Regions from separate parts of the Homo sapiens genome. Here region 1 is linked to region 2. The links are chromatin loops, found by intact Hi-C in ENCODE. Cell type or tissue: heart right ventricle. All regions are shown on one strand. Links, peaks and the distances in the headings refer to the core of each region. The heading gives the core; the rest is flanking DNA. Region 1 holds the start of ELAC1 (elaC ribonuclease Z 1). Region 2 holds the start of SMAD4 (SMAD family member 4).

The links. Hi-C counts contacts between places; a loop is a spot of excess contacts. Peaks named below come from ENCODE experiments on the same cell type or tissue, not always from the same donor. Only the 100,000 strongest peaks of a DNase experiment are listed, where the experiment ranks them.
Region 1: a loop joins it to region 2, with 4 times the contacts of the local background. A loop is called at or near these places in 73 of 110 quality-filtered maps.

Annotation. Positions count from the first base shown.
Region 1 is chr18:50,961,252-50,977,288 of GRCh38, forward strand. ELAC1 (elaC ribonuclease Z 1) reads left to right here and starts at 6,789. Exons shown (of 4, transcript NM_018696.3): 1 at 6,789-6,863; 2 at 13,146-13,310. The coding sequence starts at 13,154. It also overlaps a transcript of LOC107985152 not described here. RefSeq lists silencers at 855-1,055, 6,627-7,116 and an enhancer at 6,417-6,476. In heart right ventricle, for the core only: a CTCF peak has its summit at 6,876 (motif pointing right); DNase peaks (open chromatin) are centred at 6,760 and 7,230; H3K4me3 peaks cover 2,343 bases; H3K27ac peaks cover 2,852 bases.
Region 2 is chr18:51,023,144-51,039,180 of GRCh38, forward strand. It overlaps SMAD4 (SMAD family member 4), which reads left to right and starts at 7,070. Exons shown (of 12, transcript NM_005359.6): 1 at 7,070-7,480. It overlaps LOC107985152 (a long non-coding RNA gene), which reads right to left and starts at 6,951. Exons shown (of 4, transcript XR_007066370.1): 1 at 6,775-6,951. RefSeq lists enhancers at 4,920-5,019, 6,655-6,824, 6,681-7,299 and a silencer at 7,105-7,684. In heart right ventricle, for the core only: no CTCF peak of the experiment used is centred there; DNase peaks (open chromatin) are centred at 7,038 and 7,608; H3K4me3 peaks cover 4,422 bases; H3K27ac peaks cover 4,353 bases.

The sequences.
Region 1 (16,037 bases), core at 2,480-10,479, 63 kb before region 2:
TCAGAAAAAAACTTGCCATTCAGCTACAAGGAGTGCACCTTTACTAGTTCATTTTGGTTTTCGTTCATGGGAATTTTAATTATCATCTGGAGGCCATTTGCTTTCAGCCTGAAGATATTCCTTTAGTATTTCTTTTTTCTTTTTCTTTTTCTTTTCTTTTTTTGTTTTTGAGATGGAGTCTCGCTCTGCCATGCAGGCTGGAGTGCAGTAGCACGATCTTGGCTCACTGCAACTTCCGCCTCCTGGGTTCAAGCGATTCTCCTGCCTCAGCCTCCCGAGTAGCTTGGACTACAGGCATGAGCCACCGCTTTTTTATATATTTTTAGTAGAGATGGGGTTTCACCATGTTAGCCAGGATGGTCTTGATCTCCTGATCTCGTGATCTGCTTGCCTTGGCCTCCCAAAGTGCTGGGATTACAGGTGTGAGCCACCGTGCCCAGCTTCTTTTTTGTTTTTGTTTCTTCCAACAGGGTTTCACTTTGTCACCCAAGCTGGAGTACAATGGTGTGGTCACAGCTAACTGCAGCCTCAACCTCCCAGGCTCAAGTGATCCTCCTGCCTCAGCCTTCCAAGTAGCTGGGACTACAGGTGTGCACCACCATGCTTGTGTAGTTATTTTTTTATTTTTATTTTTTGTAGAGAAGAGGTCTCCTTATGTTGCCCAAGGTGGTCTCAAACTCCTGGGTTTAAGCAATCCTTCCATATCAGCTTCCCAAAATCCTGGGATTAGAGGCATAAGCCACCACACTCAGCCTGGTATTTCTTATAAAGCAGTTCTGCTAGCAACAAATTCTCTCAGTTTTTGTTTATCTGAGAAAGTCTTTATTAATCTTCATTTTTGAAAGATAGCTTTGCTGGATATAAAATTCTTGGTTGACAGGTTTTTTTTCTTTGTGCACTTTAAATATGTTATCCCACTGCCTTCTGGCTTTCATTGTTTCTGCTGAGAAGTCATCTCTTAATCTTGTAAGTGATGAGTCATTTTCCACTTGCTATGTTCGAGATTTCCTCCTTGTCTTTGCCTTTCAGCATTTTTATTATGATGTGCCTGTCTGTAGGTCTCTTTGCATTTATCCTATTTGGAGTTTGTTAGCTTCAGGATGTGGAGATTATTGTTTTTCAATAAATTTGGAGAAATTTCAGCCATAATTTCTTTTCTTCTGCTTCTTTCTCCCTCTCCTGATATTCTCAATACACCAACATTCGTGTGCCTAACCATGACCCACATTTTTCTGAGGTTTTATTTATCTTTCTTCATTCTTTTTTCTCTTTATTCTTTAGATTGCATAATTTCTGTTGACCCAGCTTCGAATTTGCTAATTATTTCTTCTGTTAGTTAAAATAAACTGTAGGGCCCCTCTAGTGAGTCCTTCTTTCTTTCCTTCCTTCCTTCCTTCCTTGAAATGAATAGAATAACATATAAAAGAACTCCAATATGTCTGGCAGGAGATTTCTCTGTGGAAAACTTACAGACCAGGAGAGAATTGCATGATGTATTTAAAGTGCTGAAGGAAAAATGCTTTTATCCTAGAATATTGTATCCAATGAAAATATTCAAAAATGAAGGAGAAATAAAGATTTTTCCAGAAAAACAAAAGCTGAGGAATTTTGTCAACACTGCACCTGTCCTAAAAGAAATGCTAAAGGGAATTCTTCAATCTGAAAGAAAAGGATGTTAACAAGCAATAACATATCATCTGGGCCAGGCATGGTGGTTCACACCTGTAATCCTAACACTTTGGGAGGCTGAGGTGGGAGGTTGAGCCCAGGAGTTCGAGACCAGCCTGGGCAACATGGTGAATCCCTGTCTCTACAAAAAATACAAAAATTAGCTGGGTGTGGTGGTGTGCAGCTGTAGTCCCAGCTACTTGGGAAGCTGAGGCAGGAGAATCGCTTGAGCCCAGGAGGCAGAGCAGTGAGCCGAGATAGCACCATTACACTCCAGCCTGGGCAATGGGAGTGAAACCCTGTCTCAAAAAATAAAAAAAAAAAAGATATCATCTGAAGGTAGGAAACTCACTGGTAACAGTAAGTACACAGACAAATGCAGAATATTATAACACTGAAACTGTGTTCTTAAATTCAAGACCTAGAACTGTTACCGACCTCGATCCCTGGTGGACTGAACAAAGAGAGTGAATGCGGGAATAAAGACAAAGACAAATAAAGACAAAGACAAACAAGTATGTTTGGAAGAAGGGGTCGGGGGCACCTTGCTTCTAGTGGACAAGGACCCAGACTTTCTACAGCCCTTCGTATTTATTGGTAAAAGAGATAGTGAGAAGTGGGGTGGCAGAAAAGGTCAGGTGCTCGGTCCACAGTGGGCTTGCAAAACTGCATTCCTCGAACAATAGGCTCTAGATGTCCCAGTAGATAACCTCAAGGAGCCCGGTGCCAGGCAGTGACCACCCTCAGCAAACCTTCTGGTGGCAGGCACAGTGTGAGTTTGCCCACATCCTGCATTCATGATAAACAGTTTGCTGTTTGATCATATAGCCTCCAGTGGAATGCTGAGTTGGTCATGATACCTTTGGCCTTTTCAGCTCCCAACATAGAACTAGGGAAACTACTAAAAGAAAACACTGAGGACACTCTCCAGGACAATGATCTGGACAAAGAGTTCTTGAGTAATACCCAAAAAGTACAGGCGACCAGAGCAAAAATGGACAAATGAGATCACATCAAGTTAAAAAGTTTCTGGCACAGCAAAGGAAACAACCAACAAAGTGAAGAGGAACCCACAGAGTGGGAGAAAATATTTGCAAACTACCCATCTGACAGAGGATTAATAACCAGAATTTATAAGGAACTCAACAACTCTACAGGAAAAAATCTAATCAATTAAAAATGAGCTAAAAGTCTTAATAGGACTTCTCTCAAAAGAAGACATACAGATGGTCAAGAGGTCTATAAAAAGGTGGTCAACATCATTGATCATCAGAGAAATGCAAATTAAAACTACAATAAGATATCATCTAACCCCAGTTCAAATTGCTTCTATCCCAAAGAAAGACAATAATGAATGCTGGCAAGGATGTGCAGAAAGAGGAACCCTTATACACTGTTGGTGGGAATGTAAATTATTAGGTTGCTGCAAAAGTAACTGGTTTTTGACATTGAAAGTAATGACGGCCAGACGTGGTGGCTCACGCCTGTAATCCCAGCACTTTGGGAGGCCGAGGCGGGTGGATCACCTGAGGTCAGGAGTTCAAGACCAGCCTGGCCAACACGGTGAAACCTTGTCTCTACTTAGAGTACAAAAAAATTAGCTCGGTATGGTGGTACGCACCTGTAATCCCAGCTACTTGGGAGGTTGAGGCAGGAAAGTCACTTGAACCCAGGAGGCAGAGGTTACAGTGAGCCGAGATTGTGCCACTGCACTCCAGATTGGGGGACAAGAGCGAGACTTTGTCTCAAAAAAAAAAAAAAAAAAAAAAAAGAAAGAAAGAAAAGAAAGTAATGACAAAACATCACAGAACAGGGGAAAATCCCATTTACCCTGATGTGATTATTACCCATTGTATGCCTGTATCAAAATATTTCATGTACCTCATAAATACATATACTTACCATGGACCCATAAAAATAAAAAAATTTAAAAATTTAAAAAGTTATAAGAGAATTAGGAAATTTGAACAGTCACTGCATATTTGATGATATTAAGGAATTATTTTCTTATTTTTATAATATAATGATATTATGGTTCTATTCTTAAAGTCCTTATCTTTTATATATATTTACATACTACAATGCTGACCATCATTATATTGTGATGAGATTTTTTTAAAGGGTCCTTAAATGTTCATAGAGGTATTTATGAATAAAATGATATTTTGCCTGGAATTTGCTAAAAAATAATCCAGGGTTTTGTTTTTGTTGTTGTTGTTGCCTTTGGAGAGAGACGGTGATACTGTGGATGGTTGTCCTCTCCAAATCTCATGTTGAAATGTGATCCCCAGTGTTGGAGGTGGGGCCTAGAGGGAGGTGTCAGATCATGGGGGTGCATCCCTCATGAATGTCTTAGTGCCATGCCCTTGGTGATGACTGAGTTCTCACTCTATTAGTTCACTGGGGAGCTGGTTACTTAAAAGAAGCCTTGCCCCTCCTCCTCGCTGCCTCAGTATGTGACATGCCTGCTCCCTCTTTACCTTGCCATGATTGTAAACTTCCTGAGGCCCTCACCAGAAGCAGATGCCGGCAGCCACTTTCTGTACAGCCTGTAAAACTGGGGGCCAAAATAAACCTCTTTTCTTTATAAATTACCCAGTCTCAGGTATTTTTTTATAGCAATGCAAATGGACTAATACAGAGGAATTATAGGTGTAACAAGATGGATCAGATGTTGCTAACTGTTGAAGTTTAGTGATGATTGTATGTAAAGGTTCATTCATAATTTTCTCAACTTTTATATGTTTGAAATTTCCCATGATAGAAAATTTTTTAAATGAACAAACAGTTCTATCCACTATTCTCTAAAAGTGTGATAACCTCTGAGAAGGGAGTAGGAAGCTTTGATGGATGGGCAGAAATAAGTCCTAGCCAGGTCTATGGAGAATACTGCTCTGGGAGATCCCTAGCTCAGGAGTCTTAAACCCCTGGGCTGCAAACCAGTAAGGTCTGTGGCCTGTTAGGAACTGGGCCACACAGCAGAAGGTGAGCGGCAGGCCAGCAAGCATTATTGCCTGAGCTCTGCCTCCTGTCAGGTCAGCTGGGGCATCAGATTCTCATAGACCTGTGACCCCTATTGTGAACTGCACATGGGAGGGATCTGGGTTGCATGCTTCTTATGAGAATCTAACTAATGCCTGATGATCTGAGATGGAACAGTTTCATCCCAAAACTCTATGCCCACCCCCTGCTCCCAAGGAAAAGTTATCTTCCATGAAACTGGTACCTGGTGCCAAAAAGGTTGGGGACTGTTGTCCTCGCTGATTGTGATCAAGACCAAGCTGTAGAATGCTATGTGTCTTCTTAAGGAACTTTTAGCTAGGCAAGTGTCAGGAGAGATAAGTCCAAGTTCCAGTGTTCAATGCTTTGTTAATTTAGACCCCACTTGACCAAGTCCATTTTATTTTTTTTATTTCCACATTAATTCAAGTGTCATCATCCTACAAGATTCAGCTCAAATCCTACCTCTTCCTCACTCATCTCTTAGCTAGTGATCTCCCTTTTTCCATATCCTTTTAAGTGGATTGTTTCCTGACTGAGTGTAGGCTCCTTAAAACCAGGGACCGGCAGGGCACGGTGGCTCGCGCCTGTAATCCCAGCACTTTGGGACACTGAGGCGGGTGGATCGCTTGACCTCAGGAGTTTCACACCAGCCTGGGCAACACAGTGAAACCCCATCTTTACAAAAAAAAAAAAAAAAAAATAGCTGGGTGTGGTGGCTTGCCTGTAGTGCCAGCTACTTGGGAGGTTGTAGTCCTGTAGTCCCAGCTACTGATACTTGGGAGGCCGAGGTGGGAGGATTGGTTGAGTCCAGGAGGAAGAGGTTGCAGTGAGCTGAGATCGCGCCACTGCGCTCCAACCTGGGTGATAGAGTGAGACCCTGTCACAAACAAACAAACAAACAAAAACCCAAAACCAGGGACCATGACAAATTTTTAAAATCTCTCAGCCCCAAAAATAATACTATCCACAAAGTCAGAGCTCCATTAATACTGGAATAAAGGTTAAAAGAGCCCAATAAGTAGAAGTAGATGAGTTAATGATTTTTAAACAAGTGGCAGTCTCTCTGTCCTGGTAGTTTCAAGAAACACCACTCCGATTCCTATTTTGAAGCTGCTGGATTTTTTTTTTTTTTTTTTTTTTTTTTTTTAACAGAGTCTCGCTCTGTCGCCCAGGCTGGAATGCAGTGGTGCGATCTTGGCTCACCGCAACCTGCACCTCCTGGGTTCAAGCGATTCTCATGCCTCAGCCTCCCGAGTAGCTGGGACTACAGGCGTGTGCCACCATGACCGGCTAATTTTTTTTTTTTTTTGTATTTTTAGTAGAGACGAGGTTTGCCATGTTGGCCAGGTTGGTCTCGAACTCCTGAGCTCAGGCAATCCGCTCGTCTTGGCCTCCCAAAGTGATGGGATTACAGGTGTGAGCCACGGCGCCCGGCCAGCTGCTGGATATTTTGACCACCTCAAGTACGCTGAGCACGAAATCAGTGCATCTGGCAGTACACAGGAGCTTGAAATACTTTTTTTAAAAGTTGTTATTCAAACTGAAGGAGTTTTTCCCTGTGGTCTGTAATCGCCACGTGCCCGTTCTGTATACAGCCAGCCTGGGTTTTTCAATCCCACGTCCGCTACCTAAGAGAACACCAAGGCTTGGAGTGAGTATGGCACAATCAGCTTCAGATGTTAAGCAAATATTCCAACCTAGAGTAGGAAAATGGAATATGGACGGGGCTTTATGAAGGTGCATGGTCAGGCAAAGGATCTTAGTGGATGAAAGACAGTAAAGATTCATCCCAACCAAAGACCAAAAATGACACATATGTATGAGCAAAACATCAGGAAGAACACTCTTATGTGGAAAATATTACACGGAAAACAAAAGAAGAGTAACTTTTTCCCTTTTGGTTTATCCCGCTCTGGTCCTCAGGGCGATAGCTACCACCTGACACACAGCGACCTGGGAAAGAGGGAAACTCAATCACTGCCCTCGCGGCCCGGGGGGAGCCCGGAAGCGCGCCCAGAGCCAGGTCCCGCGCGGGCGCCACCGAGCGCGGACCTCCCTCGCATCCTAGAGCGGCCGCGCGGGACCCGGCCGGCGGCGCACTTCCGCCCGGGCGCATTGTAGCCCCGCGGACAGCTGGGCCAGGGTGCGGGCCTGCGCCTCCCTCGGCTCCTGGCGCGGGCCTCGGGGAGAGGGTGAGTGCGGTAGGGCATACCAGAGGGGGGCGGGCGCGCTTCCTCGGGACTCGCCGGCTCGATCAGGCACGGCCCGGCGCTGGGGACCTAAGCCTGGGGAGCGCCCGGGAGCGAGGACGCGCCTCGTTCACCGCCCCGGGCCGGAGTCTCGGCGGGCCGGAGCCTCGGCCGCCCGGCGCCGCCGCCCACCCAGCCTTTTTCGAGGCCAACACGGTCTCGTGGGGGAGCCTGGGCTCTCTGGAGGCCGGAAATCTGGCCTCTGGCCCTGCCTGTGCCTTGGCCTCTTACTCTCTGCCGCCCGGCCTCGGTTCTTTCAGCTCTAAGATGGAGGACAGCGATATCTGCCCTAGGCACACCACAGGGTGATTGCAGGGTTGACACTGCCTGCCTGAAAACGAAGGAGCGCCGGTTCTCAACCCGGCAACCAGTAGAATCGCTTGGGAAGCCTCCAAATGCTGATGCCCCATCATCACCGGGGAATTGTGATCTGCGGCCAGGACCGAGATCCACGGGCCCAGAGTGAAATGACAGTACTGTGATCACGACTGGAATATGCACTTCGCCGAACGTGGATCACAGTCTTGAGAAAGCAAGCAGCTGGGTTTTTGTTTTGTTTTTTTTCCAAGAAGACAGGGACCTAATCTGGTTTGCTCGCATTTAATTCCTAGTGCCTAGAATGGTGCATGTCCCAAAACATGCACCATTGATTAAATAATTTCTGATTACTTCCCGACCTATTTGGAGGGTTTTCATTATATTTGTTTTAAAATTATTATGGAAACCTTCAAGTCATATATGAAAATTGAATAGTAACTGAACTCCCAATTCATGATCAATTCTGTTTCATCTGTTACCCTCTCCCCCACTGTAGTATTTTGAAGCAAATCTGAAATGTACCATTCCATCTGTTACCTTGTTCATGTTTATAAAACACAATAACACCTTTTTAAAACATAAAGCCATTATCAGTGTACTTAGCACTTCATTTTACCCTCTACTATCCAGTCAGCATTTACATTTTCCTAGTTGTCTCTTTCCTCTTACCCAGTTTGTCCAAATCAGTATCCAAACAATCTACACACGTTATATTTGGTTGATGTCTCTTAGATCTCTCTTAATCTTTTTCTCTTGCTCTTTATTTTGTTCCCTGTATTTTACTTGAACAAGTCATTTGTACGGTTCACGTTTTCTACAACCAGGATTTTGCTTTTTCCATCTCTGGTATCCTTTAATAAGCAGGTATTTAGACCTGCAGACTTGTTCAGGTCAGGTTCGATTTTTTGGCAAGAGAACTTAATGGGGGATTACTGTGTTTTTCACATTGTATCATACCAGGAGTTAGATAGCATCTTGCCTCTCTTTGTGGACCTTTTATGTACAAGTAGCACCGTAGGGTAACAATTGACCAGGGAATGCCAGCAAATACATGCAAAAGAAATGAGAGAATATCACCTTTTGGCAACCCCTAATGAAATAATGGATCCTGGCAATGATCACTAGCGGCTGTTAACGTCAGAAAGAGAGACAGCTAGACAATGCGTGCTGCCTAATGGGGTACTCCCATCAGACAGCACACCGTTTGTCTTATCAAGTATTCTTGGAGTAATGGGGGTGGTGTGTATAGATGAAACATGATTGCCTATGAGTTAACAGTTGTTGAAGTTCAATGATGGGTGTATGGCATTGCATTATGCTAATCTCTACTTCTGTATGTGTCTGAAGTTTTTCAGAATAAAACTTTTTTTAAAAAGATTGATTAGTTGAGTAGTGAGTTTAGGTCAACCTGATCCATACATTGCAGTTCTCTGTTAGCCTTTCACTAAGTGATTCTCAAATCGGACTCCATGTTAGGATCACAGGAGAAGGCTTTTTATTTTATTTATTTACTTTTTAATACTAAAACATGTCTCACTTGCAGAATTTCCTATCTAAATGTTCTGGGATGGAGCCCAATTATTGATAGGGTTTTTTGTTTTGTTTGGGACTACAGGTGTATGCCACCATGCCTGGCTAATTTTTTTATAGAGACAGAGTCTTGCCATGTTCCCCAGGCTGCTCTTGAATTCCTGGCCTCAAGCCATCCTGCCACCTCAGCCTGCCAAAGTGCTGAGTTTACAAGCAGGAGCCACCGTACCTGACCTTCACTGATATGTTTTAAAAGCTCTCCAGGTGATTCTAATATGCCCCCGGGGTTATGTACTACTGATCTAAATCCATTATTTGTTAGGGATGACAAAGTGATTATATTCTATTATTCCTTCTGCAGTTAATTTGCCTTTACAAATGTTAACTTTCTGCATTCTGTTTATTCTTACCTATCTTGCAAATCAATAAGGAAGCCTCTGCAAATAAAGCTCCTTTCTTAGCAGAGGAAGACTTGATCTTGGAGGTGATAATGTAGAGTAACACATGAAAGGGATGTTAGCAATAACCTCAACGCTATGCTTAAGGTAGAGATGCACCACCTTATGTATGAGGGTTGGGGGCAGGAAATATGGGGAGGGGCTGTTTCCCAAAATGGAAGGGAAGACTAGGTAGTGTGTAGTTAGAGAAGCATGTTTGGCCATATGACACATTTCCAAAAAAAAAAAAAAATCATCAGCATTAAGTAAATATAAATTTAAAAAAAATAAAATGCCACTCATTGAAACATAATGCAATAAATTTAAAAGAAAAGTTAACCCCCCGCACAGCCCCCACCCCATCACTTTAATTACCCCTGAGATAACCCATATTAACAGGATGGTGTGTATCCTCTCCCACATCAGACTTTCTCTGTCTTACATAAATGTAGGGGTTTGGGGTATTGTTATAAAAACGAGATCATACCATAGCCATCTGTAACTTTTCTCCTTGTCATCCCTCCACAACAGTAGTTACAGAAGACTCTATTAGCTGCAGAATAAATAGTTGATAGACTAAATAATAGCACAAATGTACAATAAAATATTCAGCCATTTTCCTATTGACATTTTTAGATTGCTTTCATATTTTAGCCATCTTGAGAGCAACACAATACACGTCATTTTACATAGCTCTTTATTATTTGGGTAGATTACCAAAAATGGGATTACTGGGTGAAAGCATATAATTATCAACAGCATCATTATTACTGGTAATATATATTCCAAATTATTCTCCGAAAGCCTAATCGCAATTCATAACTTTGTCACCATTAGTTTGTGACAGTAGCCATTTACCGTCATCCTGGTTAGCACTGACTAGCATTGCTCTATTGATATTTGCCTGCCAGCTGATGTGTGGTAAATGGTCTCTCTTTTTGTTTGTTGTGAGAGTGGGTCTTGTTCTGTCAAGCAGGCTGGAGTGCAGCAGTGAAATCACAGCTCACTGCAGCCTTAACCTTCCAGGTTCCAATGATCCTCCTGCCTTGGCCTCCTGAAAAGCTGGGACTATAAGCACATGCCTCCATGTCCAGCTGATTTTTGTTTTTTAATTTTTTTGTAGAGACAGTGTCTCACTATGTTGCCTAGGCTGGTCTCAAACTCCTGGGCTCAAGTGATCCTCCCACCCCAGCCTCCCAAAATGCTGGGATTGCAGGCATGAGCTACCATACCCAGCCTCTTTGTTCTTTATTTTGCATTCCACTAACTACCTGGAGACTGAACCCTTATCTTTTATTTATTAACTTAAATTTTTTAAATAGATACACGATAGTTGTTTGAACCCTTTTCATGCTTATAGGCCATTTGGATTTCTTCTGTGATTCATATATATACATATTTATGTATATATATGTGTATATATGTATATATATGTATATATGTGTGTGTGTGTGTGTATATATATATATATATATATATATATATATCCTTTGCCTGTTTTTCTGTTGCACAAGTATTTTTGTATTTTGAATGCATTTGCATAAACTTTTTTTTTTTAGGAGCATTAACCCCCTGTCATAAGGGGGTCCAAACTTTTTTTTTTCAGGTTTTTTTTCTTGTCCTTTGACTTTATGAGTCTCAATATATATAAAAGATTTTATTTAGTGAAAATGTCTGTTTTTAAAGTTTCTGGATTTTATGTCTTGCCAATAAGGGCTTCCCATCTCCACAGTTAAATGTATAAACATTCTCCTAATTTTTTTGAACACGTTATTGGATTTTTTACATTTAAATTTCTTAACTACGTGAAGTGTATTTTTATATACAATGCAAAGTGAGCATCTTTCTTTGCTTTTTTCTCTGCTAGAATAGCCAATTATGTCAGTGCCATTCATTAAAGAAACCACACTTTTTACACCTTTGTTATATACTGTATTGATTCCGATAGGTAGCTGGTTTATTTCTGAACTTTCCCTTCCCTTTTACCTCTATTTTTGTGCCAATATTATTGTTTGTATGTATGTATGTATGTATGTATTTGTTGAGACAGAGTCTTACTGTGTCACCCAGGCTGGAGTGCAATTGTGCAATCTTGGCTCACTATGACTGCCGCCTCCCAGGTTCAAGCAATTCTGCTGCCTCAGCCTCCTGAAGTAGCTGGGACTACAGGTGTGCGCCAGCATGCACGACTAATTTTTGTATTTTTAGTAGAGACAGGGTTTCACCATCTTGGCCAGGCTGCTCTCAAACTCCTGACCTTAGGTGATCCACCCTCCTCAGCCTCCCAAAGTGCTGGGATAACAGGCATGAGCCACCGTGCCCGGCCTATTCTGTTTTAATTATGTCAGATTGCTGTAGTAAATGTTAATACCTAGAAAAGCAGGTCACCACTCACTGCTTTTTGGAATTTTCTCATCCCTTCTCAGACATTTATTTTTCCTTCCATATGATTTTTGGATTGTTTCTGTTCCAAAATAAATCCCACTGGAAGTCTGATAGAATTTCCACCAAATACATCTACATTAGCTTAGGAAGGATGAACATCTCTGTGATATCAAGTCATCCTATCAGGGACATAATGTGTATCTTTTATTCGTGTGAATCTTTTGGGTGCTGTTCCTTTCCTGCTAACTTTATTTCTGGTAATTTTGTTTTTGCTCTTAGAATGGGTTTTTCCCCCATTTCTGTTTTTATCTTGTTATTGCTAAGACTGAGAAGAGTTACTGAAGTTTTTGTATATTTTATATCTAGCTGTCAGTCAAATTCTCTTACAGTAGTTTTTCTTAAGCTTCTTTGTTTTCTTCCCTGCCATCAATGTGGATAATCTATAATCAGTTATGTATAAATTTCAGTTCATTCTAATATATTCTGTTTGATACATATATTCCATCTCAGAAGTATATCAGTGATGTCAGATGTACCTAGAAATAGTGAAAGGAATAGTGCCAGGAGTTGGAATAAACCTGCACATTCAACAGGTTGTTGCTGATCACTTAAAATAGCAGAGTCCCAAGTCCTCGTGAGTCATGGACCATGTCATGTAGGGAGTGAGACATTTGTTCAGCATTATTGTGAAATATCAGCATGACTATAGAGCATAATAGAGCATTACTGTTATGATTGTTCAGAGAAAGGGAAAGGGCTGATCATTATGGGCATCAGAGACACCATATGGTGAGTATCATTAAATACCATCTCTTGCCCTGTATCTCAACTAGAGTTGTTGTTGTTTAGTGTTTATTAGAAGGATTTTTTTTAAAAAAATTAGTAAGTAGAAAGTACAGAGTGTTCCCATATACTCTCTTATCCCTCACCCCTCAGTTTCCCCTTATTAACATCTTGCATTAATGCGGTATATGTTCAGAAGCTTAAGGGCTCATGAAAAAAAAATGAAAAATGTGCTACATGTGTTACAGTTGTTGAGCCAATATTGATACAGATACACTGTCAACTAAAGTTTACATTAGAGCTCATTCACTCTAGTGGTGTTTATTCTGTGTACAGTTGACCAATGTATAATGACATATGTCTGTCTTACTGTATCATACAGAATCGTTTCACTGCCTTAAACATCCCCTGTGCTCTGCCTGTTCATTCTTCCTTCTCTCACCCTGTATCACTAGCAAGCACGATTTTTACTGTCTCCATAGTTTTGCCTTTTTGAGAACATCATATAGTTAGAATTCAGCTATAGTTTTTAATTGCCTGGGTTTGGTTATTTTTGTTTGTTTGGGTGTGTGAACAATTATACAAGATTTGTTAACTTGTAGTTTTAGCCAAGTTATTAAAACCTTACTGTGGATATGTGTGGAATACTATGAGAGACCAAGAATCCAGACTGTTCTAAATAACCAAAAAGTAATAATAGAGATAAATATTACAGGAATATGTTTTTGGTACAGTGATATGAAATAATCCCCAGATGATCTTTCTGTTGCAGGGTGGAAGATGTCTATGGATGTGACATTCCTGGGGACGGGTGCAGCATACCCATCTCCAACCCGGGGTGCCTCTGCTGTGGTCCTTCGGTGTGAAGGCGAGTGCTGGCTCTTTGACTGTGGGGAGGGAACACAGACACAGCTTATGAAAAGCCAACTTAAAGCAGGTTAGTGTGCCTTCAGCTATCTCATTAAGATTTTTTTGTTGTTCTGCTTCATTTTCTTGGCTCTCCTTGGACATTTTGTTTAGAAACAGCCCTGATGGTTGCATCCCACTTCAGTGCTACACCCTGGTGAGACTTGGAAGGCCTGCAGGCATCTGGCCACGTCCACTGAACTTCATTTACTTATTTACTTGCTTTTCATTTATCCTGTAGATGCTGAAAGCAAGGATTCATGTAGGCTTGGGGTTTGGGAAATGTCGTGGGATACACCAGGCATATTAGATGAACACTGCCTTAGCAAGGAAGCAGTGTACATACTTACCTCCACCAGGAGATAGTTTTCATGAGAGGATGCAAAGGGTAGGAAATGTTTGGAGGAGGGAGATGTTGTTTTCCTCTTGGGGTTATCAGGGTAAACTTCTCAGAGAAGTTGACCTGTGGATTGTCAAAGGAGGAGGAGGAATTTCAGGGCTGAGGAGAAGAAGGGCATTTCAATCAGGGGGAATGGAGTGAGCAGAGGCCAGCACCTGGGAGATAGAGCAGTCCAGTGGTGAAAAGCTTCAGCTCAGAGTCAGGCAGACCTGGGTTCTAGTCCTGGCTGTGTCTTGGGCCTGTGACCTTAGCATATCAGCAAACTTCAACTTTACTTTCCCGATCTTGAAAATGGGGATAAAAAGTCTACTTAGAAAGGGTGTTATGAGAATTACATGTAATCATTTATTCTCTGTGTGATTGCCTCTTTCTCAGTTAAATCTTAGCTCAGATGCCATCTTCTCAGAGGCTTTCCCAAATCCTCCTGGATTAAGTAGTTCCTCTCTCACCCCAGTCATTCCTTTACTTTGTCCTATTTTTATTGACTTCTTAGCATCATCAGTATCTGAAATTATGTTATTTAGTTTGTTTCTGTGTTCTTTATCTCCCTATACTGTAAAGTACGTTCCATGATCATTTATATACCTAGTAGATGCCTAGTTATATCTGTTCAACTAGGCATCTACTAAGTATATAAATGATCATGGAACTTACTTTAGTGAATGGATAAGACGTTTAGCAACTTAGCACAGTGCCTCTCACTTATTAGGTCTTGATAAATAGTATTGAAGTCATTATTCCTACAACTCTTCACAGTACCTGGCACTTGGTGACTAAAGGAAAGATACTTCTAGTGTTCAGGGATCTCTTGGTCCAGTGATGGAAACTGACATGCAAACGGACAGTAATCAATCATGTAATGTGATAAGTAGAATAATGGAAGTATTTTCTAAGTACTTTGGAGCACAAAGGAGGGGGAAGTAACTGACCATTCATTCATTAATAGAAGGCATCCCAGAGATTGTTAACAGTTGAGCTAGGATCCAAGAGATTCATAGAAGTTTTTCTGAGAGAGAGGTAGAGATGGACATTGAGGGAACAGACAACAAAGTGAGCAACAAGTAAGGAAGTTTCCAGGAAAGAACTGGCATGTTGGGGAGCATTGAGTACTTGGCTAGGCTAGATGGAACTAAGAATGCTGAAAAGGTGAGGGCTGACTGTGAAGTCCTCTGTAGCATAGTAAGATATTTAGACTTTATTGTTCTACTGGGAAAAAGGAACCATTCATGTTTTTAAGGGGGAATAATGCAATCTCGTTTGTGTTTTAGGACAGAGTTTTCTGATGGCACATGTATTGGGAGAGAGAGAATAGCATCAGGGAGACCAGTTCCAAGGCAATTGCAGTTCACTTGTATCAGTTCATTTTCATACTGCTATGAAGAAATACCCAAGACTGGGTAATTTATTAAAACAACAACAAAAAAGAGGTTTAATGGACTCGCAGTTCACATGGCTGGGGAGGCCTCACAATCATGGTGGAAGGCAAAGGCAGAGCAAAGGCGTGTCTTACGTGGTGGCAGGCAAGAAAGCATATGCAGGGGAACCACCCTTTATCAACCCGTCAGATCTCATGAGACTTATTCACTGTCGTGAGAACAGCATGAGAGAACCTGCCCCCCATGATTCAATTACTTCCCACTGGGTCCCTCCCATGACATGTGGGGATAATGGGAGCTACAATTCAAGATGAGATTTGGGTGGGACATAGCTAAACCATATCATTCCACCCCTGACTCCTCCAGAACCTTATGTCCTCACATTTCAAAACCAATCATGCCTTCCCAATAGTCCCCCAAAGTCTTAACTCATTTTAGCATTAATTTAAAAGCCCACAGTCCAAAGTCTCATCTGAAACAAGGCTAGTCCCTTCTACCTATGAACCTGTAAAATCAAAAGCAAGTTAGTTACTTCTTAGATACAATGGGGGTACAGGCATTGGGTAAATATACCCATTCCAAATGAGAGAAATTGGCCAAAACAAAGGGGCTATAGGCCCCACGCAAGTCCAAAATCCAATAGGACAGTCAAATCTTAAAGCTCCGAAATGATCTCCTTTGACTCCATGTCTCACATCCAGGGCATGCTGATGCAAGAGGTGGGCTCCCATTGTCTTGGGCAGCTCTACTCCTGTGGCTTTACAGGGTATAGCCCACTTCCTGGCTGTTTTCATGGGTTGGTGTTGAGTGTCTGCAGCTTTTCCATGCACACAGTGTAAGCTGTCAATAGAGCTGCCATTATGGGTTCTGGAGGACAGTAGCTCTCTTCTCACAACTCTACTAAGCAGTGTCCCAGTGGCTATGTGTGGGGGCTCACACCCCATATTTCCCTTCCACACTGCCCTAGTAGAGGTTCTTTGTG
Region 2 (16,037 bases), core at 4,000-11,999:
TTTCCCTACAAAAAAATTTTTTTAAAAAAATTCTTGACTGAGTCTGATAAGCTTAAAAAGCTCATTTTGATTGTATAATTTTAATATCTAATTGATCTAAACAACATAAAATATTACATATTTTGGTATCTATTAAAATTAAAGGATATTTTTGCTGAATGAAATAGAATTGGGTCAAACCTAATCCTAGTTTTCACTTCTATGGATAGAAGCACAAACACCTTGTTCATTCATTCAACAAATATTTATTGAGCACCTCCTACGTGTCAATAGCTACTCTAGGCACTTGGGATACACTGGTAAACACTACAGATAAATCCTTGCCCTCATGGAGCTTACATTCTAGCGGGGGGTAATAGGCAATAAACAATAAACACAACACATAAGTAAATCATATAGTATGTCAGAAGTGCTATAGTAAAACAGAAAGCAGGGTAAAGGGGCTTTGGGTGTACTGTGAGAGTTAAGAATGGGCTGTGATTTTTAAAAGGTCAAGATAGGCTTCAATGAGGTAACTTTTGACCAAAGGAGGTGAGAGAGTTGGCAATGCAGATATCTGGGGGAAACATGTACAAGGCAGAGGGCACAGCCAGTGCAGAGGCCCTAACTTGGGAGCATGGCTGGCATCTTCTAGGGACAAGAAAAGAGGTCGGGAAGGTTAGGACATATTGGAGAATGACTGATAGGAAATGAGATTAGAGAAGTAATGCTCAGGGTGGAGTGGTGATGCTGATCTTATAGAACCCTTTAGACTATTGTAAGGATGTAGATTTTTACTCTAAATGAAATGAGGATCATTTAATGCAGGGATTTAAGCAGAGTGCAGATGTCTGACTTTTTTTTTTTTTTTTTTGAGACGGAGTCTTGCTCTGTCACCCAGGCTGGAGTGCAGTGGCGCGATCTCCACTCACTGTAAGCTCCGCCTCCTGGGTTCACGCCATTTTCCTGCCTCAGCCTCCCGAGTAGCTGGGACTACAGGCGCCCGCCACCACGCCCGGCTAATTTTTTTGTAATTTTTAGTAGAGACAGGGTTTCACCGGGTTAGCCAGGATGGTCTCAATCTCCTGACCTCGTGATCTGCCCGCCTTGGCCTCCCAAAGTGCTGGGATTATAGGCGTGAGCCACTGTGCCTGGCCCTGACTTCTATTTTAAAAGGATCTCTCTAGCTATTATGTTGGGAAGAGGCAAGCATGAGAACAGGGAGAGCTTTTAGAAGATGAATCCAAAGATGAGATGATGGTGGCTCAGACCAGGGAGCAGCAGTGGAGGTGGTTAGGGATGCTCTGTGGATTAGACATGGGTGTGAGAAAACGAGGGGAATCCAGAATTGCTGGACAGCACTAAGGATTTACTTGAGGTTCATGGTGATGAAATTAAAGTGAAACTGCTCAGGGTTTTTGGTCTGAACAACTTGAACAATAGAGTTATCAAATGAGATTGGAAAGCTAGTGGGTTCAACAGGTTTGAGGGAGAATATTGCTCAGTTTGTGACATGTTTGAGGATATCAGAATCTGGAGTTCAGGTAAGAGATCCGAGCTGGAGATATAAATTTAAGAGTTGTCATCATATATGATGATATTATATATCTTAGATGGTACTGAAAGTCAGGAGACTGGATGAGATCACGGAAATGAGTATAGATTAAAAAGAGTTCAAGGGACCAGGTGCAGTGGCTCATGCCTGTAATCCCAGCCCTTTGGGAGGCTGACGCAGGCAGATCACTTGAGGTCAGGAGTTCAAGACCAGCCTGGCCAGCAAGGCGAAACCCTGTCTACGGAAAAATACAAAAACTAGCCAGGTGTGGTGGTGGGCGCCTGTAATCCCAGCTACCTGGGAGGCTGAGGCAGGGAGAATTGCTTGAATCTGGGAGGCAGAGGTTGCAGTGAGCCGAGATCATGCCACTGCACTCCAGCCTGGGTGACAGAGAGAGACTCTGTCTCAAAAAAATAAAGAGTTCAGGGAATAAGCCCCAGTTAAGGGGTCTGAGAGAAGAGATGGAACCCAGCAAAGAAGACAGGGAAGGAGGAACCACGAATGAAGGAGGAAAACCAAGAGGATGTGGTTAAAAAAAGAGAATCAAGTGATGAGCTGTGTCAGCTGTTACAGATAAGATGAGAACCGAGACTAGATCATTGGGTTTAGCCAATGTGAAGTTCCTTGTTGGCCTTCACAAGAGTGGTTTTGATACGGTAGTAAGGATGAAAGCATGAATGGAGTTTAAGAGAGGATGGGAAACCTAACACTCAGCTGATGACCTAAAATACGCCACATGTGTACCTCGCATGTAATGATTCTACTACATATGTATGGAGTCTTAACATACGTATCATGCTTGACATGTTTTTGAACTTTGTATAAATGGTATTGTATGGGATGTATTCTGCTGTTGCAGAATGGGAGAAGAACTGCAGACAAAGTATAGAAAACTCTTTTAGAAGTTTTGTTGTAAAGGGAGTAGAGAAATAGGTGATAGCTGACAGTAGAAATAGGTCAAAGAGAAGAATCTGTAGGATTGGAAAAATCACAGCTGCTTGTAAGCTTATCAGAATGACCCAGTAGAGAAATACTGATAAAACAGAATAGGCGGATAATTGCTGGAGTGACAGTGAGGATCTTGATTAGGCAAGATAGTACTGGAATCTATGTCTTGGTGACAATACTCCTTTAGCTAGGAGCACGGCAATTCAACCATGTGAGGGTGGGGAAGGCAAAGTAGAGGCTGGTATGTGGGTGTGGGTGATGCTGAGATTCTGTGGAATTTTTTCTCTCATTGCTTCAATTTTCTAAACAAGGCTATTAATTGAGAATGATTGAGGAGAGGACATGCAACTTAGAGGACAGAGAACGTACAAAATCCAGAAGAATGGAGGCGGGAAGTAGAATTGCTGGACAGCATTAAGGGTCTATCTGAGGTTCATGGTGATGAAATTAAAGTGAAGGTAGTCAGTGTGATTGTGTTCTTCTCTCGCCACATTCAGATGCATGGGTGCCAGCTTGAATCAGGGTTGTGGCTTTGCCAAGCAAGCACAACAAAGGGAAAAAAAGGCAAGGGGGCTGAGGGCATGTGTAAGAGTGATTGTGATTGGCTGGGGGTTGAGGCTGGGTGACAGCAGATATGAGGGTTCAAGAATTGTTGCAGTTAGAGTACTATAGGGAGTGATCTGGAAAACTGAGGTAGTGATCAGGGTGTGAGATGTTTGAAACTGAGATAATGAAGAAGTTGCAGAGTTTGATAAGGCTACGGTGATTATGACCATGGGAGGAAGTGGCTGAGTTAGGATATGTGCAAGTTTGAAGTTAGAGAAGGTACAAAATCTAGAATGATCAAGGGGAGGATGTGTAAGTTAGAGGACAGAGAAGGTATAAAATCCAGAAGAGTGGATCAGGGAAGTATAAGAGAATTGCTGAACAGCACTAAGGGTCTACCTGAGGTTAATGGTGAACAGTGGGAGTCTCCAGCCAACAGCCAGGAAGGACTGAGGCTATCAGTCCTGAGGCCTGCAAGGAACTGAATGCTGCCAACAACCACATGAGCTTGGAAGCAGATCCGCTATCCCAGCCTCACTTTGTAGAGGACCCAGCTAAGCAACGCCTGGACTCCTGACCCAGAGAAACTGTAAGATCATAAAATTGAAGCAATGAAGAAGATCCTTGAGAAGAAGAAAAGGAACTGAGAGGCCAGGGTACTGGGAAGATCTTATAACCACCTACCACTAGGACAGAAGTGGCATTGGAGTGAATGTCAGGAGCAAATTGTGCAGAGATGAAGCGGGGTGAGGTCAGCGATAGAGGTATCGGACAGCAAGATTTAAAGCTGCCGGTTTAGAGGAGGAGGGGGATGACCTGGAAGCAATGTTGAGAAGCAAGAAGGAAACCTATCTCACCTCCAGGCACTAAGAAGCTGAAGGTTGAAAACACAGTTGCCGGAAGTAGTTCTGTCCTGTGGGGTTCGGCATCATGCAAGTTCCCCCTGGGCTGTTCTCTGATACAGGGCACTTGCTCCACACTCTGGGAACCCAGATTAACCAGTCTGCCCTGTCACATAGTTGAAGGAGTTGCATTTATCTTTCTGGCTCCCAATTCCTTTAAAATTACATTTGTTGCAGAACCTCCACAAGGCTAAATAAAATAAAATTACATTTGTGACCATCAGAGAACTGAAGAACTATTAACTGGCTGTTCTGGTTTTGCTGAGATCGGGCTGTTGACAGTTCCTGGTTGTCCCACAGCTACCCATGTCAGTTATCTCCACTAACATTTCCAAGAATCTTTGTAGGACAATTTCTCCACCTGCAAGGTCTTTCAAGTAAGAACTCTTCTTTCCTTTAAGGCAATTAGCCCATTGCCAAAAGGTTTTACTGTCTTAAAGCTGGAACTATCTGAGATCTAATTCCAAGGACTTTTCTACAGCTAAGTGAGATGCCTCACACCAGTATTAGGTGATTCTTCGTGAGGACAGAACAGAGCATTTTCATCTTGTGTTTAAAGCAATTTGTTGGCTTCGGCTCCTCACCACTTTCTATACCAGTCTCCCATTCACGTCCCTAGTAATGCCTATGCCAAAAAAAAAGAAAAAAAAGAAAAAGCTGACGGTGAAACCTACAGGTTTAAGGGCTTAAATCTCAACCTTTGTGTTAGGAGTAACAGGAGTGTGCTGAGAGGGCAAGCAATAAAACAAGTCATACCAAAAGGCCACATTGGTCTCTCCTAAGCCCCAATCCCACTCCACTCCTGTGGCCAGTAGTCCAAACAGAAAATAACTGGAGAAGACGAGGAGGTCAAGGATCAGGAAACTAAACGTTATGTGAATTCACCAGCAAGATGTACAGAACGCTTGCGTTTACATTGTTTTTATGGAACTAGCAGAATAAAACTGATCTATTTTAAAAATGAAAAAAAAAAAAAAACAAAAGAAAGAAAACACAGTTGCCACTACTTGAGAGGTGGAAGGAGGAGCAGTGTCCCAGGGCAAAGTTGGGTTTCCTTAAGTAAAAAGGTGAAGGGAACCTGAAGGGAAATTCTGAGAAGAGGTTGAGCTTACAGGGAATATCATTTGCATAAATAAATACATGGTGTGGTAGACTCTAAAGAGGCCCCATATGATTCCCACCTCCTGGTGTTCAAGCTTTTGTGTGTTTCCTTCCCCTTCAATGTAGGTGGCGCCTGTGATTTGCTTCTGGCCAGCAATGTATGGCAAAGGTGACAGAGTATGAGTGATACTGTGTATGTGATGATGTTACATAAGATTGAAACCAGTGTCTTGCTGAGACTCTTCCCGTTGCTGGCTTCGAAGAGGCAAGCTGCCATATTGTTAGCTTCCCTATGGAGAGCACCACATGGCAAGGAACAGAGGGGGTCTCCAGCCAACAGCCTGCAAAGGACTAAGGCCCTCAGTCCTGTAGCCTGCAAGGAACTGAATGGTGCCAACAACCACATGAACTTGGAAGCAGATCCTTTGTTCCAGCCTCACTTTGTAGAGGACCCAGCTAAGCCATGCCTGGAATCCTGACTCAGAGAATCTGTAAGATCATAAATGTTTGTTGTTTTAGGCTTCTATATTTGTGGTGAGATTGTTATACAGCAATAGGTAACTAATACAGACGGAATAGAAGAAGTTTAGTTATAACAATGTCTCAATTTCTTAAAAACTTCTTCTGAGGTATATTACCTAAGATTCACATATTGATCTGTTACCAAATCATGTTTTGTAATCTATCAGCTGACAGATCTTCCTTCAGTTTTGTTGACAGAAAAGATTTGAAAACTATCTGACTTGAAAAATAATTTAATATCCATTCACTAAGGTCATTTACTTTCTCAGCATAGATACCGATTTTTGAATTGTCCCTTTTGGATTGCTGGGGAGGTTCTGCATTGATCCCATGCACCTTAGTAGTGGGTGAGAATTTTGACTTTCTTCTGTAAGGTGGGAGGACAGTTTTGAAAGGGGATGCTGTGTCCTCAGCTCCTTTCTCAAGCTGGGCAAGTTTAGAAAATAGAATATATAGCAATGGAAGATGTGGAAATGAATTCCCTTAAAACTGGTCTCCATAAACCCCAGGGGTAAGAGAACACCAGTTTGGAGCTTTAGGGGCTTTCTGGTCAAAGAGGGAATGGCCCAGGCGGTGATGTGGAGGATAGAATGAAGCACTGAGTATGAGTGGCGAAGGCGTACGGTGGGTGTAGAGATTTTCTGGGCGACGTGACCTAAGAAATGACTTTAGAACTGGCTAATCATTGGTTTTGGAGGGACTAAAAGTAGTTCCTGGTTGGTGAAAATAAATCATTAATGCGTTTTAAATGAAAAAGAAATGCATGCGTCTTGTAAAAAATGTGAAATAAAAGAGGCATAAAGTCAAAAGCAGAGCCTATGCCTTCCCCCACCAAACAAACAGGTAACCTAGTTAACAGGTGTGTCGTAGGATTCGAAGTTCGCCTCCAGCTCCGAGAGTGCGCCTACATCTCTTCCAACAAAATCCACTCACACTTGCAACGCCTGGCAAGGCTCTTCAATATGTGATTCCTTGACTGTCCTGTGCGTCTCTCGAGTGTAAACACCTCTGGGGCTCGTGATTCGGGGCTGCCAGAAAGAGAAGGAAGGTGCCGCCAGCGTCTGTTTCTTCCCGAAGTGAACTCCTACAACCTAGCCACCTTCTCCCCAGAGCTGTCGACTGGCTGTTGAAGGCCAATTTTTGTGCCTACGCAGGTCCTCAACACAGAACAAAACAAAAAAACAACAAAGGCCGGGCTAATAGCTATTTATAAACACTTACTGGACGCCCACTCTACGCCGAGCTCTCCCGCGCTCCTTGGATACTTTTTTGCAACGAGATGCCAATTTCCCCGGCGACCACTCCCTCAAACAGGCCTTCGCCTCCGCCCGCGCTGAGGCCCAGGCCCAGGTCCAGATTCAGAGCCGCCCGCCGGCTGGCGCTGCCCTGTAGGCGCCTGCGCAGAGCGACCCTCCCCGTCACTCGGAGCGGGAGGCGGGGGCAGCCGGGAGAAAGGAAAGCTGCGGGGGAAAAGGGCCAAACCCTGAAATTACCCGGATGTGGTCCCCGCGCGCGCATGCTCAGTGGCTTCTCGACAAGTTGGCAGCAACAACACGGCCCTGGTCGTCGTCGCCGCTGCGGTAACGGAGCGGTTTGGGTGGCGGAGCCTGCGTTCGCGCCTTCCCGCTCTCCTCGGGAGGCCCTTCCTGCTCTCCCCTAGGCTCCGCGGCCGCCCAGGGGGTGGGAGCGGGTGAGGGGAGCCAGGCGCCCAGCGAGAGAGGCCCCCCGCCGCAGGGCGGCCCGGGAGCTCGAGGCGGTCCGGCCCGCGCGGGCAGCGGCGCGGCGCTGAGGAGGGGCGGCCTGGCCGGGACGCCTCGGGGCGGGGGCCGAGGAGCTCTCCGGGCCGCCGGGGAAAGCTACGGGCCCGGTGCGTCCGCGGACCAGCAGCGCGGGAGAGCGGACTCCCCTCGCCACCGCCCGAGCCCAGGTAACCGCGCCATGTCCCCTCCCCTTCCCCCGGCCGGGCCCGCGCACCCCGCCTGTGGCTTCCCCGCCCCGGGGCGGGCTCCCGACGACGGCGGCGGCGGCGGCGGCGGCTGGGAGCGCGCGGAATCCTCTGGGAGGGCGACCGCGGCGGCCTGACGAGCCGGGCCGGGCGGGCCGGCTGAATGCCGGGCGGCGGTGCCTCGCGTCCCTCGGGCCCCCAGCTCCGCTTGCAGCTCGTGGGAGAATCAAGTTAAACTCGGACGGGACTCCTGCCGCGGCCGCCGCTCCTCTTTGTTGTTCTCAGTAGTTTCACGGTCGCCCCGGCTGAGCGCGTTGGGTCGGCTGGAATGTGTTGCCTTAGGGTCTAAGTGAAAGTTGTAAATTGTTTGTCTAAATTTATTTTCTCCAGCCAATTTCTGTTTTGTCTTTGTCCCCTACTTTCTCTTCCTAGTCTTGTCATGCCAGTTTACGCTTCTGGCTTTGATATGTTTACTTTTTGAGTACTGAGAGTGACAGCGGTATGCAGGACACATTCTTAGCACCTAACTGAACCCCTCCTTGCCCCCAATAAAACATGCTTCCTAATAAAAGACACAGCTGATCTTACTGTTAGCACTGCATGTACTGACAGTGAAATTGGTGTAGGGTGGAGGGCGGTGGCTCCATCACTTGTCCCAAACTGCTGTTAGGATTTCTCAAACTAGATTTTCAAAGACACAAGTGTGTTTAGTTAACCTGAAAGGTTTATTTGCTGGTGCAGAGGCTTTAAAAAGCCCTGTTGAAGATTGATAGCTGTTTCCCTTCAAAAACCTAAGTACGTTTGTTTTTATTTAAAAAAACACATTTATTTCCCAATTAGTTTCTTAATGCATTTAGTTTTTGCACCGTAGTTTAAGGTGGAATTGCCAGTTATTTAGGAATAATAAACACAACAGGATAATAGCGGAATTACCCTGAATTGACTTTCTGCAAACATATAATCTTAGCTAATTTTTGTTAGTAACCTTTGACTTTTGCCAGAATTAGCATCCTTCTAGTCTTAGTAGCAGCTTGGTTACTCGGGTGTTTTAAGAAGTAGGTTCACTCCTTTTTGCTGGCAAAAACCATTTAGTATCAAAAAAAAAAAAATGCGTAATTTCGTAATTAGATTTAGAACAAGGCATTTGAATAATTTTTATGGTGGATTTCATAAATTACTTTTGCCATACCCTGCAGAGACTAGATAATATATATTTCAGTTGAAATCTAGGAAGTTCTAAAATGTAACTTTTTTTTAATGCTAAGGACTTACTCTCTCTATATTGGAAAGTTCTGATATGATTAGTACATAATATTCCAAACTGTAAAATGATTAACATTTAAAAATACGGTTTTTAAAATTAGTGTTTCTTCCATAATGCTGTCATGATTTTGTTTACTTAAATGGGTTTGTTACAGAACAAATGTAATAGAGATGGACCAAGCATTTGTAATTCGGAGTAGCTTTAGGTCTAAAGACGATGGTGAATTATGTAGGTTTAAGTTGTTGGAATTAAAACTAAAAGCTTCTTTTGATAAAAGTCGTTATAACATTTTGTGACTCTATTAATAGAAGTGGCTTTTTCTTTGCTTTCCAGGTTTTTGGGCGAGTTTTAAAGAAGTATTGCATCTTCGTTTTTTTTATTTTTGAAGTGGGAGTGTATGTTTCTGTTTAGGTCACTGCCTTCATTGTAAATCTTGAGTTTAGAAAAAACCAAACTGCAAATCTGTTTTTCAGACTTAATGAAAATTTGTGCCGAGAAAGTCACTTTGAAATATTTTGGAATAAGTTTTACATGAATGATTGATCTTTTATGATAGCTTTGCTGTTTGAAGCAATTCTCCCTCTACTAGGAAGCAGCAAATCTTACTTTTAAAAACCTCTGCTTCACTTTCTTAAGCTACATTTTAGTCGAGCGATTGTGTGTGAATTCTTTTTCTGTATTCCCCTTCAGTTTTTCTTTCTCCCCGCAAATTAAGGAGCGAGAATTAACCTAATTTATGCTGCCCAGTCACACTCCAGCTCTCCCACTTGGAAGCAGTTTTTTTCTGATTGAGCCAGTGTTATAGTAACATCATTAGACACTATTCTAATTGAGGTGTGAGTTACTGAGGCCTCTGCTAGGGAGGTTAACCCTACAGAATCTGTAGGGTTCATTATATTTAAACTGCATATTTCGGCTTGTCTAAATTTTTGCCTATTTTGGTGAAAACATGTTGTTTTGTCGATGTTTAAACTTAGTTCATTTTGTCCCTCTCTAGTTCATGACTAACCATTTTTTTCATTTTTAATCCAGCGATTTTTTTAGAGTGGTTCTTTAAGCATCTTGTATTAGCCATTTCAATGGTCATTATATATGTTTGGATTTCTCTTATTTTGTTGAACTAGAAGACTGTGTGGTTACGCCCCAAAATTTTTTTTTGTCTTAAAGCCATGATGAATGGGGTGACTCTGAGGTGACCATTAATCGCGTATAAAAGTAACCTGACTAAAATGTTTTCATTGTTTTCTACAGTTAAAGGACTTACACCAGCATAACACAGCATTTTTTTTTTTTTTTTTTTTTGAGATGGAGGCTCGCTCTGTTGTCCAGGCTGGAGTGCAGAGGCGCGATCTCCACTCACTGCAAACCCCGCCTTCCGGGTTCAAGCGATTCTCCTGCGTCAGCCTCCTGAGTAGCTGGGATTACAGGCATGTGCCACCACGCTTGGCTAATTTTTGTGTTTTTAGTAGAGACGAGGTTTCGCCATGTTGGCCAGACTGGTCTTGAACAACTGACCTCAGGTGATCCGCCCGCCTTGGCCTCCCAAAGTGCTGGGATTACAGGCGTGAGCCACTGCGCCTGTCCTATAACAGCATTTAATACAGTTTTGTAAAATTATCACATTTTGGGCTTTTTGTTCAACAGTTGATGAAGTCTCAATTGTTTTAAAATGAGAAATTCAAACAGTTCACAAATATATCTAGATATATTCATTTGAGCTACTTGTAGAATGATGCTGTTTGCATATATCAAGCATATGCTTGATCATAAGTCAGATTTAGAATTTTTGGATTTTGTTTTCTCTTTCTAAAATGTGTAATTTTGGTAATGGGAAATTTGACTGAATTCCAGTTTCTCAGGAACAAGGTATTTTAGGTTGTGTCACCTTAACACTATTACCTGGTGTAATTGGCATCCGGGAACATTTGTTTTTAACTATGAGAGTGAATGAAAACTAGGGTAGTGCTTACATATGTAAAACTAAGATGGTAGGTAGTCGGATTCTTACAATTTATAAGGTTCTCATAATCTAAGCCTTGATGAGTTGCTACTGCAAATTATATTATAGATCAGATAAGTACCAAAGACCAGTTGTAAAGAGGGTCTGTTAACATTTTAATCAGTTTAAAATTGGCGGTAACAGTAAAGACCGTTCAGCCCAAAGACTGTATTTCATTATTTATATTCCAAATGAGAATTTTTTGCAGTTTGGAAAACTTGTAAATGTGTTGAATTCATCTTTTTATTGCTTTTTTACTCCCAATGTTTAGGGCAACGGTCTTTTCTTCTCTCCTGTCTCCCTCCCTCCCTCCCTTTCTCCCTTTTTCTTCTTTTTCTTCTTTTTCTTTTTTTTTTTCTGAGACGGAGTTTCGCTCTTGTCACCCAGGCTAGAGTGCAATGGTACGATTTCGGCTCACTGCAACCTCCACTTGCTGGGTTCAAGCGATTCCCCTGCCTCAGCCTCCCGAGTAGCTGAGATTACAGGCGTGCGCCACCATGCCAAGCTAATTTTTTTGTATTATTAGTAGAGGACGGGGTTTCACCATTTTGGGCAAGGCTAGTCTTGAACTCCTGACCTCAGGTGATCCACCCGCCTCAGCCTCCCAAGGTGCTGGGATTATAGGCATGAGCCACCGCGCCCAGCCTTTTTTTCCTTTTTCTTTCCATCTTGCTCAGTGCCCCAGCCTGGAGTACAGTGCTGCAATCATAGCTCACTGCAGCCTCTACCACCCAGGCTCAAGCAATCCCACTTCAGCTGCTGCGGTAGCTGGGACTACAGGCACACACCATCACACCTGTCTAATTTTTTGAAAAATTTTTGTAGAGATGGGGGTCTCTCTCTGTTGCCCAGGCTGGTCTTGAACTCTTGGGTTCAAGTGATCGTCCCACCTCGACCTCCCAAAGTGCTGGGATTAAAGGCATGAGCCACCACGCCTGGCAAGTAGTTTTCAATCTTGGCTGTACTTTTAGATCCCTTGAGGAGCTTTACAAAATACTGATACCTGAATTCTAGCCCCAGAAATTATGATTTGGTTGGTCTAGGGTGCAGCCAGGTTAGCCCTCCGCAGTGATTGAGTCATTAGGGTCCTCTGACTTTTTCTTTTGAACTGTTTCACTTGTGTTAGCTTTACATTCTTTAATACAGTGTTACACACATGTACAGTGTAGCCATCTCACACATCTAACTTAACGGGTCTTTTGAAAGTATTGCCACATTTGCTTTGCTTCTGTGTCTGTCTCTTTCTTTTCTCTCCCCCTTCCTGTCACCTATTCCTTTCTCCTCTGTTTCTTTCTTCACTTTCAGTTTATTTGAACTGTCTGGTAGTAAGTTTTAGGAAGCTGTATTTCCCATGATGAGAAGTTAGTATATCATCACTATTTTAAATAGGAAGTTGATTTTCTTTTAAAGTATATTCTCAAATGCTTACTTGTACTCCTTTTGGAGACTAATTACTTTAAGTCCCCAAGTTAGCATCTGAACTCCCTGTGGGCTTGGTCTGGTGGCTCACATCTATAATCTCAGCACTTCAGGAGGCTAAGGCAAGAGGATCACTTGAGCCCAGGATTTCAAGGCCAGCCTGGGCAACAAAGTGAGACCTCATCTCTAAAATAAATAAATAAATAAATAAATATAACTCCCAATGCAAATTGTCTTCTTAGGGCGTTAATCTACTTGGTAAACCTTACATTTTCAAGCCCCCAATTAACTAGTCACTTAACTGGTTTCTGAGAGGCAGGTTGCATTGGGCTTTTTCTGTCAGGGCTTAATTAATACACTGTGAGACATTTGCTCAGCTAGGCCAGCTAGCTAGTACTTCTGTAGAGATCATCTAGGGCATGTTCAGCTCTCCATTTACATCACCTGAAGTAGTTCCCAAGTGCTGGGCTATGGAGTAGTTTCATCTCTGTCTCTGGAAGAGCTATTTAAAAAAATAAAAATATTTTTTCCCATCTGATTGCAACACACATGCTGCTTCAGAATGGGAATGGAGTGGAGGAGGCATGGGAATCTGTGTTATTTTTAAAAAGTGCCTCTTGATTCTAAAGGTTTTGTTTATTTTGGTATGCTTATCCTTACTGCTTTATTTATCTATTTTTTAGAGACAGGTTGCCCAGGATGGAGTGCAGTAACATCATCATAGCCCTCTATAACCTTCAACTTCTGGGTTCAAGAGATCTTGCCTCAGCCTCCAGAGTAGCTAGGACTACAGGCCGGCACCACCACGCCTGGCTGATTTTTTTAAAACTGTTTTGTAGAAATGGGGGGGCGGGGGTCTTGCTTTGTTGCCCAGGCTAGCCAAATCTTATTTATGATTTAAAACTAGGAATGCTACCGAATATATATTTTTATAGTAAGGTATTATTTCTGTATGTTAATATGGATGAATGTATGCTACTCAGGTCTTTTCAAGTCAAAATGTATTTCTAAATATAAGATGAATTAAGGATATTTGTCAGTGATATTCACTAGTGAATTCTAGAGCATATGTTATCAGTAGATGGGCAGTCCTTGTAAAAATTGAATAATCTAGTGAAAGGATGACCGGAAATAATATTTAATGGGGTAAGCTAAGCCAGGAATCATTGTACATAAACACATTAGGTGTGTCTTACATCATAAATATGCCTACTAAAACTAGTTGAAGGAAGAATGTGTATAGATGCTGAAATAATGAAGGGGCTGGCTAATTGTAAGGAAAAATGATACAACTTCTATATAATTAGTCTTTTTAATCAGTTGCATATACTCATGATACTTAATTTGTAAAGTAAAGATTGTAGACTAGATCAATGCTTTGTAAAACTAACAGTACCTCAGACTTCCAGAGTGTTTTTTAAAGGTACAGCCCCACCCTTGATTCTAGTTAGTGGAGCTGGCCTAACCTGCGGGGGATTTTGATACATCCCCCTTTGAAGGAATAAGCTAGATGACTTGAAACTCTGCTTCAGTTAAAAGTTTTATGAAATGAGGCCGGGTGCGGTGACTCACGCCTGTAATCTCAGCACTTTGGGAGGCCAAGGGGGGTGCGGATTACCTGAGGTCAGGAGTTTGAGACCAGCCTGACCAACATGGTGAAACCCCGTCTCTACTAAAAATACAAAAATTCATTGGGCATGGTGGCACATGCCTGTAATCCCAGCTACTCACATGCCTGTAATCCCAGCTTCTTGGGAGGCTGAGGCAAGAGAATTGCTTGAGCCTGGGAGACAGAGGTTGCAGTGAGCTGAGATTGTGCCACTGCACTCCAGCCTAGCTGACAGAGCGAGACTGTCTCAAAAAAACAAAAAAAGTTTTATAAAATGTATTTTTCAGTTATCAGTTATTAAAATTCAGTTTGGTTTCCACCATCTTTTAAAACAGTGGTTCCCAAAGTATGGTCCACAGACTCCTGGAGATCCCTAGGATCCTTATATTTAAGGGGTTCACAAAATCAAAATTATTTTCATAATGAAACTGAGACGTTATTTGCCCTTTCACTGTGAGGACATTTGTATGGGTGGTGAAGGAGCAGTGGTGGGTAAACTGCTGGCACTTTAAAATGACTCTAGGCAGTTATACCAAACATATGAGTCCTCATTGTGTTCTTTATAGTCAAACACACATAAGCATTTGAAAAAATGCCGGTTTCACTTAATAATCCCCTTGCTGCAGCAGTAAAAAGGTTTAATTTTAAAAAAATCTCTACCTTGGAGTATGTCTTTTTAATAGTGTGATTAAATGGGAAGTATGCATAAAGCATTTCTGCACATTGAAGTACAGTGTTCTTTTCTAGGAAAAGCACTTGTGTTATTGAGCTGCAAGCTGAACTAGCTGCTTTTTAGTGGGACACCATTTTTATTTTTATTTAACAGGATGACAGATAAGCTCAGATAGCTATTTAGATTTGAGTATTTGGCAGGTAATTCCTTGGAAATGAATAAAGTGAGCTGGCCACTTCGAGGAGAACATTTATAGCCAGTGCTAAAATCTGATGTTTCAAGTGAAAATCAGATTTTTGGGAAACTCCTGTCACTATGACTTGCCAGTTTCTTAATACTTAAAGACTTTTCTGATGAGATGGGTGGTGATATTAAGGAATGTGATTAAAAAAAATATGTTGGGCTGGGCACGATGATGCACACCCATATTTCTAGCACTGTGGGAGGCGGAGGTGGGAGAATTGCTTTTGGCCAAGAGTTCGAGACCCTGTTTCTACAATAACATATAAAAATTAGGTGTAGTGGCATGTAGTTCTAGCTGCTCAGGAGGGTGAGGTGAGAAGATTGCTTCAGCCAGGGAGTTCAAGGCTGGATTAAGCTAGGATCGCACCACTGCACTCGGGCCTAGGCTACAGAGCGAGACTGTGGGGGGGGGGGCAGTATGAGGAAGTGTGTCAACACTGGGAAGATCTGTGTAACTCATTGAACCAATATTTTCCCAAATGACCAATTCATGTTACAAAATCGTGCATGGGTAGGCGATCCGTTCAAAGTACAACATAGACAAATGGATTTTTATATACACCAGAGCCAAAAAGTTCACTGATACAGTGAATTCCACATTGCAACTAACCTTTCAGAATTGCCACTTGAGTTTTGGTGTTGAATAAAAGATGAATATCCATTGTTTTCTGAGAAGGCTGTTAAAATACTCCTCTCTTCCAATTAGCTGTCCATGTGAGACACGTTTTCTTCATGTACTTTAAACAAAACAACATATCATAGCAGATTGAATGCAGAAGCAGATATGGGAATCCAGCTGTCTCCTATTAAGCTAGGCATTAAGAGAAATTTGTGAAGATGTAAAACAGTGTTACTCTGATTCCTGACTTTGTTTTAGAAAATTCTGTTTTTCATAAGATGTTTATATTAACGTAATGGGTTTATTATTTTAAATGAATTAATAAAGCAAATACCAAAAATTTTAGTAGTTTTATTTATTTATAATATGATAAATATCAATGTATATAGCCCGCATAAAAGCTATTTGGTGTCTTTAATAATGAAGAGTATAAATAAAGGTCCAACTTGGCCAACATGACGAAACCCTTTCTCTACTAAACATACAAAAATTAGCTGGGCATGGTGGTACATGTCTGTAATCCCAGCTACTTGGGAGGCTGAGGCACGAGAATCACTTGAACCTGGGAGGCGGAGGTTGCAGAGAGCTGAGAACATGCCTCTGCAGTCCAGCCTGGGCAACAGACTGAGACTATGTCTCAGAAAAAGAATATGAATAAAGGGATCCTGAGATCAGAGAGTTTGACAGCTGCTGTTTTAAAGTAACTATTTCTA